Linked DNA regions of Homo sapiens: region 2 is linked to region 1. A link is a contact called in ENCODE Hi-C or POLR2A ChIA-PET data. All regions are on one chromosome and are shown on one strand. The core of a region is the stretch at or near the end of the contact, and the rest is flanking DNA. Distances in the headings are between cores, read along the strand shown.

The links. A loop is a pair of places that touch in the nucleus more often than their neighbours do. ChIA-PET counts read pairs that join two places held with the same protein, here RNA polymerase II (POLR2A). Pooled maps may share reads with other maps.
Region 2: a loop to region 1 is called in a map of CD8-positive, alpha-beta T cell, with 17 times the contacts of the local background. The contact joins the promoter of INSIG1 here to the promoter of CUL1 in region 1. A Hi-C loop is called at or near these places in 1 of 168 maps with a recorded cell type or tissue (CD8-positive, alpha-beta T cell), 2 of 37 single-sample maps with no recorded cell type and 11 of 50 pooled maps. POLR2A ChIA-PET finds 5 or more read pairs at or near these places in 1 of 52 experiments (activated T-cell).

What each region holds. Positions count from the first base shown.
Region 1 is chr7:148,696,879-148,700,941 of GRCh38, reverse strand. CUL1 (cullin 1) reads right to left here and starts at 2,039. Exons shown (of 22, transcript NM_003592.3): 1 at 1,913-2,039. RefSeq lists silencers at 1,035-1,134, 1,435-2,464, 3,125-3,184 and enhancers at 1,012-1,737, 2,805-2,854.
Region 2 is chr7:155,296,628-155,300,690 of GRCh38, reverse strand. It overlaps INSIG1 (insulin induced gene 1), which reads right to left and starts at 2,813. Exons shown (of 6, transcript NM_005542.6): 1 at 2,732-2,813; 2 at 1,994-2,432. The coding sequence starts at 2,405. It overlaps INSIG1-DT (INSIG1 divergent transcript), which reads left to right and starts at 1,711. Exons shown (of 2, transcript NR_183448.1): 1 at 1,711-2,540. RefSeq lists enhancers at 1,288-1,357, 3,768-3,817 and a silencer at 2,478-3,307.

The DNA.
Region 1 (4,063 bases), core at 790-3,289:
AGCTCAGGCATGCGTGTCTGTCTTCTGATGTGGTACACACATTAGGAGTGGGGGGTGGGGCTGGCTATAAGGACCTGAGCATGTGGCTCTCAGGGAGGGAGGCTTTTATAAATTGGTGAAAAACCCTAGCATATCTAAATTTGGTTTGTTTTTTGACAAAATCGTTTTTAAAAGATGAAGCCAATGAGAAAAAAAGTTTAACATATTTAGAAAGCAATTCAGCCATCCCTCTCAAGCTTAAGGAACACTCTCCTGAAACCTCCAAAAATGGGCATTAATAGAGTTAAAGCGAGCCAGTCTTGTGTTTGCATGCTTTGGAATTTGAAATGTAACGCAACTATTTCGACTCACCATGGAAAACAACAAATAGAACCTTCAAGTAAAACATTTTTCAATATCCAAAAACAAACCTTCTTTAAACAAAGAAAAATCTCATCTCCAAATATCTTTTTCAAACAGAATGACTGGTTTTACATTTTAAACATCATTACATATTTTACTACGTAATACACTCTCCAGGATTTCAGAAAATCGGGTACATTTTCGGGTGCACCATGAAATGAAGTGTTAAACTTAAAACTGCACACACTTCTGCGAGGCGTTAAGCTATGCTTAGGTCCTAGAAGCTCATGGCTTGAAGTAAAAAAGGAATCTAGTTCCTCTTCTGCCGCTTCGTTAAGTGCATTCCAAAAAGTGTGATCGTTTACTCCACTCAGAACTTTTGACGATTTTAATGCTACTACAGGAAAGAGCAATTACACAGAGCAAACAAATATTTAAGTAGACTGCAATTCAGTATTTGCGCACTTACCACTAACCCCTACTACGAACCAGAAGCAACCAAGAGTGACCCAATCGGAAAAGAGAATCCTCTTTTTGGCAAAGCCAGCCAGGGAGAAAACCCTAACTTTGGGGATTCATTTCAAGGAATGTCTACAAGCATTCCTCTCTTTCTTATCTTATGTCTGCGCTACACAATACTGCACGGGTGGCAGAAACGGGGGTCTTTCAGATCTTAAGGGAAAAAAAAGCGACGACCCCCGAGTCTGGGGACCCCAAGTCCCAGCGGCCTGGCGGGCGCACGGCTACCCTCAGGGTCAGGGCGCGCGCTCCCGTTGGGACCGGGGGCGCGCCGAGGCCGCAGCGCAGGGCCCGGCCCGACTAGCGAGCGATAGGCGGGCGCCGGGGGGCTCTGTCCGGTTCGGCCGCCGGGCTAGCATCCCTGCGCGCATGCCCCGGCCCGCTCTCCCAGGAGAACGGGGCAAAAGGGCGACTGTTACCCAATAATAGCGCCCTGCACGTTCGCAACAATGCAGGCGGGGAACCCGAGAGCCGCGGGCAGGGAACCGGAAAGCGAGAGAGCCCGGCTCCGCGGCTGCTCCTGCGCTTGAGCCCAGAGCTCACAGGGGAACACGCGTCGGCCGGAAAGCAGCGCCGGGAAGAAGCGTGGGCGCGAGGGGGCAAGGGCACGGGTCCCGGCGTCCCGCGGAGGTCGCCTCACCAGGCGAGGCGCGGACGCCCGAGCCGCCCCGGGCCACACGTCGGCCCACCCTCCGAGAACCCAGCCCGGTCGCGGCGGGGAAAGGGGCCGGCGCCACCAGGCCGCCGCCTCCAGGCGCGATGAATCGTGCTTTTTCCCAGTGCGTAGTCCAGGCCTGGCCGCCCCGGCCCGTCCGGGGTGACTCAGGGCCCGGCCCCGCTCGCTCCTCTGCCACCTTCGGCGTCCTCCGCCCACGAGTCCCCCGGCCCGGCCGCCATTCTGCCCGGCCGCGTTTCGGCGGCTCAGGCCTCGCCAGGCGCCTGGTTTCGGCCGTCGCGGCCCGAGTCACTGCGACACCGCGGCTCGGGGCCGGGCCTGCGCCGCCGCCGCCGCCGCCACCTCCTCTCGGCCCCGGCGGCTGCCGACACTCACCCGCATCTCTGTGGTGCCCCAAAGGCTCCCGCGACGCCTCCGCCTGGTCCCTGGGCCTGGGCCCCGGCGAAAGCCCCGTCCCGCCAAGGTCTAGCTGCGTCCCTCAGCTACCGGGGCTGCCCCGCCTGGAGCTGCGTGCGACACGGCGCCCGCCTCCTCCTCCTCCCCTGCCCGCCCGGCCCTCCTCCTCCCGCCGCCGCCGCCTGCACCACGCAACCTCCGCCCTCTCGCCTTCCCTGCGCGGCTCCCCGCCCTCTCGGCCTCACCGGCTCCGGCGACCGCGGGGGAGAAGCTGTTGGGGGAGGGCCGGAACGCACCGCCATCGGCGTCCGGGGCGGGGGAGCCGGGAAACCGTCGTCGCCATCGCCCCGCCAGCCCGAGGCGCGGGAGGGGCCCGGAAAGCTCCCTCCCGCCCGCTCGCCGCTGCCGGCGGCCCCGGGGGCGCCCCTTCCGCGGCCGAGGCCCCCGCTCGCGTGGGGAAGCTTCTACCTGCGAGCCTGCGGCCCCTGCCCCCGGCACCCGAGACATCCCCGACCCGGCGCGCCGGATTCTCTGCCAGGTTTTACAGCCTCCCTCGCCTTGGGACCGCCGCGGAGGACCCGTTCCCGCCACTTCGGACCTCGCGAGCGGGGCTGAGCTGCTTGGGTCGGGGACACCACCAGCCTCTGGAGAAACGGCCCGAAGCACCCCGAAGAAGAGGGGGTCCCAGTCCCCTGCCCCTCCCTTGTGCGCACCCCCACCCCCAGCTTGCCTGGAACCTGACTCCACACCTTTGTCGACCGGGACAGGGACTGGGGGTTGCACCCCAGATCAGAAAGTCAGAGGTGGCCCTCCGAATCGGCGCGGACTTCCGAGGAACCTCAGCCAATTCTCGACCCCCTTACCACCTGCAAGGCCTTAGGAATCGGCTCCAGAAAGCTCGAGCTTATCTGCGTGTTTCGTTTTAAAAATCACTTCTAAGATAAAACCTAACTAGGCTTTCCCCTTCAGACTTTCAGTAACTCCTGTTTGGCAAATTTTGACATTCACTCTATCCTTCGTCTTTGTAAGGACATATCAAGACTTAGAAGGCTTTGATTACACATACGGATGGCATGAGTCGTGATATAAAATAGTATTGTTTTCACGTGTACTTCGAAGTCATCTCATTTGAAATTAACTGTCATAATTGACTATTTGGAATATTCAACCTAAATACTACCCGCTGCTGTGGTGACGGGGGGTGGAGGAAGCGTGGTGGAACCCCAACACCTAGTGAGGGGTGGCTGATTAATACCACGGCTCACAACATAACAGAGCGGCTCATTCCATGAACAACCCCGGGGGGATTTCGAATTCTATCATCTGGGCAAAAGATGTGATGAGTGTAACTTCCTGTTTTCTCCAAACTAAAACACTACGCAGATTCCTGTACCGCTCTGGGACAGAAATCCTCAGCCAGAGCAGAGGCCGTCCCCAGAGTCCACACTGTTTCCTGCATAAAGTGGGTTATCTCAGAAGAAACATCCCACTGGTCTGTGTGATCCTTCTATTGAAATGTGGTCTTTTATCTACATCTAAGTATCTCTAGAAGTAATGCGTTTGTATGTACTTGTCACTCAGATATGTAATCCCTTAATTTGTGCGGGGTTTTGGGGTGTGAAAAATTCTTGGTTTATATCCTACACTTTTAAATAACCTCGTCAAAACTTACATGTATTTAACACCTTTTTTTGTGAGCACATGGTAAGGTTGGAAGTAAAAATGGAAGGTTTATCCCTGTGGCCCATGTTTTCCAGTGTACCTATGTGGGGTTTTAAAAAAATGTCCCAATTTCTTCCTTTTACTGGAGACTGCGTTTTTTAGACAACAGCTTATCTTCCTATTCCCTAACCAGTCTTCTCCAATCTTACCATTCAATATAGCCTCCTTTTCTGTGACTTCCTCCAGCTGAATAGAAGGGCTGAGTGGGTCAACCTTCCCTGTATTGTTTGTTTCCTCCACCCTCTCTTTTTCCTTAATAGCAGTATTTGGTCCACCCACACCACCCTCTCTCTTCTCACTGCCTCCATTCCTGGTTCTTAACTCCTTTCTATTCTTTACTCTCCACCTGCCTACACGATCATTCTTAGCAGCAAATTTATTCCATCGACTTTTACGTCCACTTAACAT
Region 2 (4,063 bases), core at 1,564-4,063, 6.6 Mb before region 1:
TTTGGACAGGTGGGAAGGAATGGCATTCCAAAAGAGAAGTAAAATGGCAAAGATGAAGGCAGGAATGAATGTCTGTAGGGGGGAGTGGGGTGCCGGCCCGTGGGGTTGGATGCTGGGACACAAGGGTCACTGTGTCCCAGGGCTCTTGAGAACCCTGCAATTGTTTCACCTCAGTGTAGTATGAAAGAAATATACATTTTAGGTTCAACTGAGAAACAAGAAACACAGTTTGCATCAAACATTCAGATAAAAAATGTTGTTTTCAATTTATTATACTTCATCAGGTTCTAATTTTGGAGTTCTGAAAAATGGACCCCCCAAATTAACTTTACTTCACTATAGCTTAATAAATAAATAGGTAAAAAACATACTATGAAAAATTTTACTTATGCTCTTGGCTGATGGTTTAAAAAAAAGTAGAATATGAGAGTATGAGAAATTGTCCAGATATTCCTAGAAACCCTTGAGGATCCAATTACAAATACTGAAGGCTAAACTATTTCATTTCTAAGATCAAGTTTTTGGTTAAAGGAAAGAAACTATTCTGCCAAATGTATATGAAACATGGAATTTTAAATCTAGATATAGTTCTCAAAAAATGTTCAATTAGTACAGCCACATAAAGTGTTTCGAAAAACGAAAGAGGATCCCGTCCCTCCGAGAACAAATATGAAAACATTCTACCCACTACTTAATAATTACAGACACCTGTCCTAGTTCTTCAACACGGAGCCCTCTGTTAATCTGCTACAAACCTCTCTGCTGCTTGCTGTTTTCAGTGAGTCAACTGAGGCAATGTGTTTCCACAGTGCAGGAGACACACCTACCAAGGCAGCAGGAGCAGTTACCAACGATGGCTTGGCCCCTTTCTACCTGCGCACCCTTGGATGTGACTTCACCTGTGATTCAGTTGCCACATCTATAAATGAAGCTACACATGGTATTGCTGTAAGGAATGAACACAGCAAAGCATCTGAAGCCTATGGTCAGCAGTCAGCTGACAAACGTCAGCCACAAAGCAAACAGGATGCTCCCTGCACTGCACTGGAGTCACTGACATACTGGTTTGTTTTCCCCACCAGACTCTAAGCTGCTTAAGGATAGGGGCTTGTGGTGCTCACTTTTGGATTAACATTTCAACAGCTTATAGAGTTGAGGTTGCAGAAAGCACCCGACAAGCTCGTTAAATAAACAAATGCTGTGTGACTACAGGAGCAGTAAGTGATCTGCTGAGCCAAGATCAACTCAACATTTCTATAAAAGCGGTTCAATGATAGCCAAGAAAGTCTAGTACACACACCCAGCAGTCCCCGTGTCCACAGTTCAGACTGACTCAGTGTTACGTTGTACAGCATCTATGCTACTGCTTGGGTGTACGAAAATCTAAACGCCGTAAGGGGGTTACTCTTTTCCTTAAGAACGTAATCTACAGAGCTCTAACAGTTCAGGGTGTAGGCGGTTTGGCTTCAGACCACAGTTTACTCAGCGACCCGGCAAAAGGAAGTGCTGAGAAGTTGCTCCCCTGGCAACCGCCTCCTGAACCCATGTGACGGGTTTGTTTTCAGTTATCCAGCAGGGTAGCATGTTTGCTGCCGCGACCAATGGCCTTTCAGTCCCGCTGCTCACCAGTTCCCCAGGCGGCCAATCCGGGGCGGCTGGCGCGGGATGACAGCTGGGGCTGTACCCGGACGCCAGGAGGGAAGGGCCCTCAGTCAGCTTGGCACAGCACCTGCTTGAACAGCCAATTATCTCCCTGCCTCATCTCCATCACTGTGCTTCCTCAAACTTCAGAGAGCTGTGGCCCGAACCCGCCCTCGGGGGTGCCAGGTCCTCTCTACCCCTCCTTCATTTCTCTAAATCCCAAGACTGGAGATGCACACTTTCAATCTGTGGATAGTTCCAGTTTCAAATGCATGTTTCTTATAGGCTGAAAAGTACTTTCAACCGAAAAGACACCCTTTTTACTTCCAGAAGAACCAGGAGGGGTACTCACCAGCTGCTGTCCCGCAGCAGGGAGGGACCCACCAGGCGGAGGAAAAGATGGTGGCGATCACCTCCTCGGGGAAGAGAGTGACATTCCTCTGGATCTGCAGCAGGTTGAGCACCAGGGCTAGGACCACCCCAACCGAGAAGAGCACGAGGCTCCTCTGCAACAGGCGATGATGCCAGGTGTTGGGGTAGGGGCTGCCGGGCTCGGGGCCGCTCATCGCAGCACTGCGGCCCCTGGGCGCGGGGTCAGCGTCCGGGGCACCGTGGGCCGCCAGCAGGGAGGGCCCGGACACGGAAACGTTGATCATCTCCCCAACCTTGGCCGCCAGCCCCGCGGCGCTGGCTCGCGGGGGGCCTCGGCGCCTCGCGCTGTGCGCACAGGAGCAGCTCCAGAAGTGGTCGTGCAATCTGGGCATCGGTCACACGCGTCCAAGAGGCGCTTCCTGGAAGAAGGGGGTCATCAAGTTCACTCAGAAGAGACAAAGAGCGAGGAAGGCCCCGCGGGACGCGAACCCCGGCACCCGGGCCAGGCGGCAGCGCCGCCCCCCAAGGTTAGACCCCCGTGCGCCCGCCCGGGGCCAGCGGCGGACGGGACCCGCGCTCACAGCGAGCAGCATCCCCGGCCCCAGCGGGACCCGCGTCCCAAAGACCCAACAGGGCCCGCGCCCGCCTACCTCCGGGGAGGACCGGCTGCTGCGCGACCAAAGCCCGCCCGCGACCCCTATCCCAGCCGGCCGCGTACCTGGCCGAGAGGCGCCCGCCCGCCGGCTCTCCGAACGGAGGCGGGGCGGGGGAAAGGAGGAGTCACGGCCCGGGACGGCCGCAGCGCCTGGCGGGCGCGCGGGTTTATATGGCGGGCCGCGGGGCCCGCATCACGTGAGCCTGCCCGGCCTACCCACCGCCCGCGCGCACCGCCCAGGGGCGTGGCCTGAGCTTGCCCCGCCCCGCCCGCGAGCCCGTCCGCACGCGGTCTGGTGAGGCGGCCGCAACCAATGGGAGGCCGGCGGCCCATATGACGTGCGCACACGCCACCGCCGGCCCGCGCGCACTCGGGCGGGAGCCTCGGCACGGACTGCGGGGCGCGTGGCGGCTGCGGGGCACGCGGGCCCGAGCGGGACTGGCCGGCTGCGAGTGGGCGGCCGCGGAGCTGGGGCCTGGGAGGGGACGGTCCTGCCGGGAGGAGGCGGAGGCAGGACAGGGTGGGGTTGCGGGCCCGGCGCCGCCCCTCCCGGCTCCTGGCTCCCCTCGCCTGGTGTCCCGCGCCTGGCCGGGAGGCGGCGGGTCTCGATCGCGCGGGCCTCCCTGGAGGGGCGCGGGCTCTGGCGGCGGGGAGGCCCCTGCTCAGCGCAATGGCGGGCTTGCATCCTTGGGTGATTTTTTCGGGCCCCTTGTGGCCTTTGCTCACGCCTAGAGAGCAAACCACCCGCACCACCCAGGAGCAGATAAAATCGAGACCACAGCCTCCAAGGGAGCGCGCCTCCATCCTGTTTGCCCCTCGGGTCGCCGTCTGAGGGCGGGCCCGTGCCCGCTCAGAGCCTACATCCGAGTCGTATAAAGCGCTGACAGCAGAGAAAGCTGCGGCTTTGCTCCGTGCAGATGAGCAGGGGCTGAGGGAGGACGCTGTGCTCTCAGTAGCCGCGCTTGGCCCGGGGACCCTGCAGGCTTAGAAACGTGAGTCACGCCTGCAGCGTGGCGAGGAAACGCCGTTGATGTGGCATCCTCAGCCTGGGGTTGTGGCTTTAAGCCAGAAGGTCAAAAAAAGAAGTCTTCCTGAGCTGAGACTGCCCTGAGTCGCTTTAGGGGCGAAATTCCGAGCATCCGGTTGCATTTCCTGAGGATGACACGCGTGGTGGGTGTGGACGGCCTACAGGGGTCCATCCTCAGCGGCCCCTCTGCAGGGCAGTCTCGCTCTCACTCTCCCAGCTGACTCCTCTCAAGCCTGTTAACCATTGTACACGTTCCCAAGGACTCCAAGCAGGTTGGACTTCAGGGAACATTGCAGTTTGGGTCTTGGCCATTGTTTACACTCCACCTTGCATAAGTGCTTGAGGATCACACAACCAGATACGTAGAT